2 separate regions of the Mus musculus genome follow, and region 2 is linked to region 1. Evidence: chromatin contacts called from ENCODE Hi-C or POLR2A ChIA-PET data. All regions are on one chromosome and are shown on one strand. Each heading gives the region's core, a stretch centred on a gene start or an enhancer-like site at or near the end of the contact. The rest is flanking DNA. Distances are from core to core; before and after follow the strand shown. Region 1 holds the start of Zfhx3 (zinc finger homeobox 3). Region 2 overlaps Zfhx3 (zinc finger homeobox 3).

Region 1 (2,700 bases), core at 152-2,651:
AAGGTGTTCCTGACTCGTGTGGCTAACATAAATAACAGTGTGTTTTGAAAACACCACCTGTTCTTGAGCCCGAGGTCAGGCAGCCTGAAGCAGGTCTATGGAGGCCATACTCTGGCTCAAAAACCCATCCTCCCCCAACCCCCCCAGACCTGCTCTCCCCCTTCCCCAAGTTTGACTAAATTTGGCCTCTGCCCTCCTTTGTCCCTAATCAGACATGATTCCCCAGAGGCAGCTCTTTTCTCCCAAGGTCCTAGCTTGGGGTGGGGGAAGGGAGACGGCGATTGCAATCTTTTTTTTTTTTCTTGTGCTAAAATATAGACAGGGTAACAGACTGCGCCCAACAGGTTAGGTATTTACATCGATTTGAAACCGAATTCTATTGTACCAAAATGCTTCCTACATTGGGGCCCTGTAGTTTTCACCAAGCAAGCCTCCCCCTTTCCTCCCTGTTAGTGTGTGTTTAATGCAAATACGATTCCATACATTCTGCTCTTCGCCGGGTGAGCTTATTATATTTCTAACACTTGCATGGTTCATTATTGTGCAGTAGGAAAAGACTCGCGGCTGCCGGGGGCAGCCTGGGTGGCTGGTTTTCAGAAAGAGAAAAAGCAGGTGTCTTTCTATGCTGGGAATGAAGACTAGATTTAGGAGGAGGGTGGAATTCTGTCTGAGAGGACTGGAGCCTTCCGGTGAGATTTCAAGGGGGCCTGCCTTTGCATAACAGAACGCCAAAGGTGAACCTTGGGAGACCTAGAAGTGCCCAGCTGTCGCTGTGACCAGCCGAGGTAGCCCCGTTGGGTTTGATCCTGGTGGTAGAATCGTCTTGAGCCGGGCCACCTTTCTTGCCCTGTCTGAAATGCTCTGTGGCTCCTAAGGGCAGTCTCCTGATCCTGACAGCGGGTGGTTCCAGGCTGCTTGGCCTTTTCTAGTCGTTTCTTGCTCTCCTCTTCTCCCCCTCTCCTTAGAAACTGTCCTTAAACTCTCAATGGAGAGTGAGTGAGTAGGGGATGTTTTCGTAAGTTTCTGCAGCTGAAAAACAGAAGTGCTCTGTGAAGCAGTTAATAGGATGGGTGTGTGTTTCAAATAAATTCCTGTCCACATTGGCTAAAGTCCCCATGTTAGAGTGGCCTGGCTCTGACGTGGACAGGGCCCAGAGACTGATGGATCAGGGTTCGGAGGCCCCGACTGCTTGTTCTTCTCTTTTGGGGGAGAGACTGGGGGTGGCCGAAGGCGCGTCCGTTTCTTCCAGGCCGGCCTTTGACTTTTGATGAGCGGTGCGGTCAGTGCCTCGCGGGGACGCGGCTTTGTTCCTGCCGGGCCGGTTCCTGGGTTGGTGCAGGCCAGGGCAGCCAAGGCTCCTGTCCCCAGGCGAGTGCGGCCCAGGCCGCCTCCAAGGCTGGTGCTGGGAGCCCGGGCCCGGCAGCTCCGGCCCTGCTCCTGTGTGTTTGTGCGTCTATGTCCCCAGGTCCCCGCAGGCGCGCGGGCGCGGCCACCGCGAGCAGCCCGGCCTGCGCCCAGCGCGACTGTAGATGTCAGGCTTTGCCCGGGGAGCCGAGAGGCTGCGGGGCTGTGAGTTTCAAATTAACCTTCCGCTTTGTTGCTGTGTAATGTGGATCCCCGAAGGCCCCCCGCCCCGCCCGCCCCCCTTCCTCGGGCGGTGCGCGCTGCAAACTGCGAGTTGAGCTTCATTTACATAAAGCGATTCCGGGCGGGCGGGCGGGCGAGCGGGCGGCGCAGGAGGAGGAGAGAGGCGGGCAGGCCGGGACGGGGACCGGGACGCAGCGCCGCGCCCCGTGGGTGAATCCCCGCCGCGCCTGGGGGACCTCCCTCCCCGGGGCAGCCCGCAGATCGCCAGCCCCGGGCCGCCACCATGCGCGCCCCGCCCCTGCCGCCAGGCCCCTCGCTCCTAGCCTGCGCCACCGCCGAGCCCGGGGGGCAGCGGGAGGTGGGGAGAATGCCGCCTGGGGTGGGTAAGTTCGGGGCTCCGCTGCCACTGGAATCTCCCGTTGTCGCGCTGCCCGGCGTGGTGGCCCCCGGACCTCCGAGTGCCTCCTTCCTCCTGAGGTGTACGGAGGCTTTGTGTGCCAGGTGAGTGCAGCCTCCCTCCCCCGCCGCGCCGCTCGCAGCCGGCCTAGCGCTGGAGGCAGGTGCTGCGAGTGAGTCTTGGCTGAACTTCCCATTCTCTTGGGGCGTGTGGGGGAAGGGCAGGCTTGGATGCACTTGAACTCCTAGACTCCAGGAGGAACCTACCTGGGGAGAGAGTGGCTTAGAGTCTGCTGGGCACCAGAGTACGTTCTTCCTCCTATCTCCTCTTGCTTTTCCTTCCCGACCTCCTCCTCCTCCTCCTCCTCCTGCTTTTGGGTTAGTTCCTACCTTGTTAATACTTGGGGGTACTGGTGCCATTGAGAACTTTGGATTCTTTGGTCTAAAACACACCTTCAGCTGCCGGGGGGGGGGGCGGTTATGAAGGAAAGAGAGAGAGAGAGTGAGAGTGTGTTAGAAGTCGCTGGTCAGTTTGCAGCAATGTGAAGAATGTGCCTGTTTGGGGAGTAATTAAAGAGAGAATCAGGGCAGAGCTGGCGGGACCTATGGAGATCATCTTGGCCTGGCTGCTCTCTAATTTCGGTTTGTTCTTCTGCCAGAACCGGTACAGCATTTATTTTGGGGGGCGGGAAGTACGAAGGAAAGGTAAGATTTTTT
Region 2 (2,700 bases), core at 106-2,605, 34 kb after region 1:
AGAAATCTTGGGTAATGATGTTCCCAGATTGCAACACTCTCAAAACTGGGAGATAACACGATTTTCTTTTTCGACTCAGTTACCAAGATCAAGAAGTCTTTCCAGGTTAGAGCAGTGTCTGCTCTTCCAGAGGTTGGATTGGCAGCACCTACAGGGTTGTGTACCTTCCTCTGTAACTCCACTTTCAATACTGGGGACGCAAGGCTTGCACACAGTGCATTTGCAACCAGGCAGGCAAAACACTCATATATAAAACAACCCCCCCCCAAAAAAAAAGGGAAAATAAAAACTTAAGGTTACTCTTTTAAGAAGAGTTAGTTTCAGCCAAGTTCCAAGAAGAACTTAGAGGAATTTAGTCCTGGCCGCCAGTGGGCATTAGGCTCTAGACTCAGGCTGAGTTGAGACCCAGCACAGCCAAGTTCTGGAGATGAACGGGGTGTACGGTTTCTGCTTACTGCAGGATGTTCCTGTCCGTGCTTTGGTGTTGGAGAATTGAGGCAGGGTCCCCTGTCAGGCGGGTTCGGCCTCTGACCGTGGCAGTGTAGACACTGGTTCAAGCTGCCTCTGCTTTTCAGTGTTTCTGACATTTGCCTGCAGCATTTAGCATGATTTCATCTTTTTTTGGTTTCGTGAGCCGATAGTGTCCCTTCCGGTACAGATTCTTGTTTTGGTAGCCGTGGAAAATGCTTCCTCTTTGGGCTTAGGAAACAACTGTCAGTTTTCTAGACCTAGACAGGAACTTATCCAGTAGTCCCAGAGTGTCCGTGAAGACCTCCCTTAGTAGCAAAACTGGCGTGTTCCCACCAAAAGGCATCTACAAAGGACATCTTAATTCTACATATGCCTTTAAAAATTATTTATTTTTATTTATTTATATAAATTGCAGCATTATCTCTTGGGAAAGATTTACCTTAAATCTTAAAAAAAAAATCTACCCCTAAGTTTACAGCATTAGCACATATGTAGTGCCAGCCCTTGTGGTACTTAGTTTAGGAGGTGAATGGATCCGGTGGGTCAGACCTTCTGGACACTGCTACTCTGAGGGTGTAGCTTCCAAAGACAGACCCGACATATTCAGCAGACTGGAGATTCCTGGCTGCCAGCTCAGTTCTTTTATGAGGTGTCTAGAGTCAGCTCCCCAGAGAGGAGGAGGCTAAGATGAGGTCACCTGGTCCTGCAGGTCAGCAGGGGAGGTTCTGCCCTGGGGCTGTGTGCCCAGTCCTTGGATAATGCGGTATTTTCGCTTTAATGCATCTGAAATGTGGATTATACTATTAATTACTGCAGGACAAAACAGGATTAGTGCAGCTGCTCCGCTCTCCTCTCTGCACTTTTACACTTCCCCTTTGCTAGGGACCAGCCAAAAGGGCAGTTGGTTTTCCTGTGGTCTCTCTTTTGTCTTAGCCGCAGGGGGTGCTGAACCTCTGGGGCTCAGAAGACAGAGAATGTGAGCGAGGCCGCCAGGCTTGCAGGGGCCAGGGGTGGGGTGGTTTCCTTCCCTATAGCTGGGGCTTTTTTTTTTTTTTTTCTATGTTCTGAGGGTGTCTGGAGGGTGGCCTGGCCTCTGTAGGAAGAGTTGTTACAGTCTCTGAGCTGTCAGGTTTCTGCAGCTGGAGTCGTGGTGCCACAGAGTGTTGTTCTGTGTGTGGAAGCCCACAGGCATCCAGTGGGTTGAGACTTTCTTATGTAGTGAGAACTTAGAGAAAGGAGACTTGTGGGATGGCTCACGGGGGTAGGGGTGGGGTGAGGGGGGAGAGCTTGGTCCATCTCAATCCATACTCACACACACACACACACACACACACACACACACACCACACAGACACATATACAGAGACACAGACATACACACACAGACATACACAGATACACAGACAGACACACACAGATACACAGACAGACACAGATACACATCCAGACAGACACAGAGACAAATAGACACACACACAGATTCATATATACAGACACACAGAGAGACACAGAGCCACACAGACACACACACATATAGACACAGAGACAGACACACAGACACACACTTTCTTTTTATTTTTAAAAAGTGTAATGGGAAGGCCTTGACTTAGGCTGCTTGTCTCTAGCCAGTGTGTGAGGGTGGAGACTAGCGGCCTGCAATGAGGTAATGCCCTTTGTATTTTGAGAAGCTCTAAATCCCCAAGCTTGGCTACTTCTCCCTTATCTTTGCATAAAGCATTATAGATTTTAAGTAATATATGATTACATTTTCTATTTTTCCCATATTCAAGCTAGTGTGCTCATTTTTCATCCATATGGAATGAATTTTTTTTTTAAGTGGATGAGGCGTTAAATAACCACACCTCACTAACAGTGTTCCCAAGAGTGCATAACTTGGTAGTGTTTGCAGTTCTGTAGAATGTAATAATCTGTCGTGTGCAGGCGTGTGGATTTCTGTTTACTGGCATCCTTCATTAGAGGGTAACATAATATACAGAATTTCCCAGTTGCAGAAATTAGAAGTAGGAAGCAGCTTCCTTCAACAGAAACTGGAAAACTGATTTATGGACTTCACTTTTCTTCTCTCTCTCCAACTTGAGAAAGTGACAGAGTCCTCGAGAGGAAGGAAAGGAGTTGATGTGGCAGAAGACCTTTTATCACAGGTTAATTCAATTAATTTGGGATCGCCATTCACACGGAGCAATAATGGGGTCCGCAGCCGCAGAGATG

The links. Hi-C counts contacts between places; a loop is a spot of excess contacts on that map. ChIA-PET counts read pairs that join two places held with the same protein, here RNA polymerase II (POLR2A).
Region 2: a loop to region 1 is called in a map of gastrocnemius, with 3 times the contacts of the local background. The contact joins the enhancer-like site here to the promoter of Zfhx3 in region 1. A Hi-C loop is called at or near these places in 6 of 37 maps with a recorded cell type or tissue (Patski, gastrocnemius, heart and 1 more). POLR2A ChIA-PET finds 5 or more read pairs at or near these places in 2 of 5 experiments (Patski and embryonic stem cell).

Annotation. Positions count from the first base shown.
Region 1 is chr8:108,713,243-108,715,942 of GRCm38, forward strand. Zfhx3 (zinc finger homeobox 3) reads left to right here and starts at 1,402. Exons shown (of 10, transcript NM_007496.2): 1 at 1,402-2,088.
Region 2 is chr8:108,747,761-108,750,460 of GRCm38, forward strand. The region is part of intron 1 of Zfhx3 (zinc finger homeobox 3); the gene reads left to right. Among named protein-coding and RNA genes, the nearest start is that of Zfhx3, 34 kb to the left of the region's middle. Within about 2 kb of position 1,356, at least 1 of the 3 ENCODE cell types and tissues checked has a DNase peak (open chromatin) inside an H3K27ac peak, as active enhancers do; it is heart, where a contact is called at or near this core.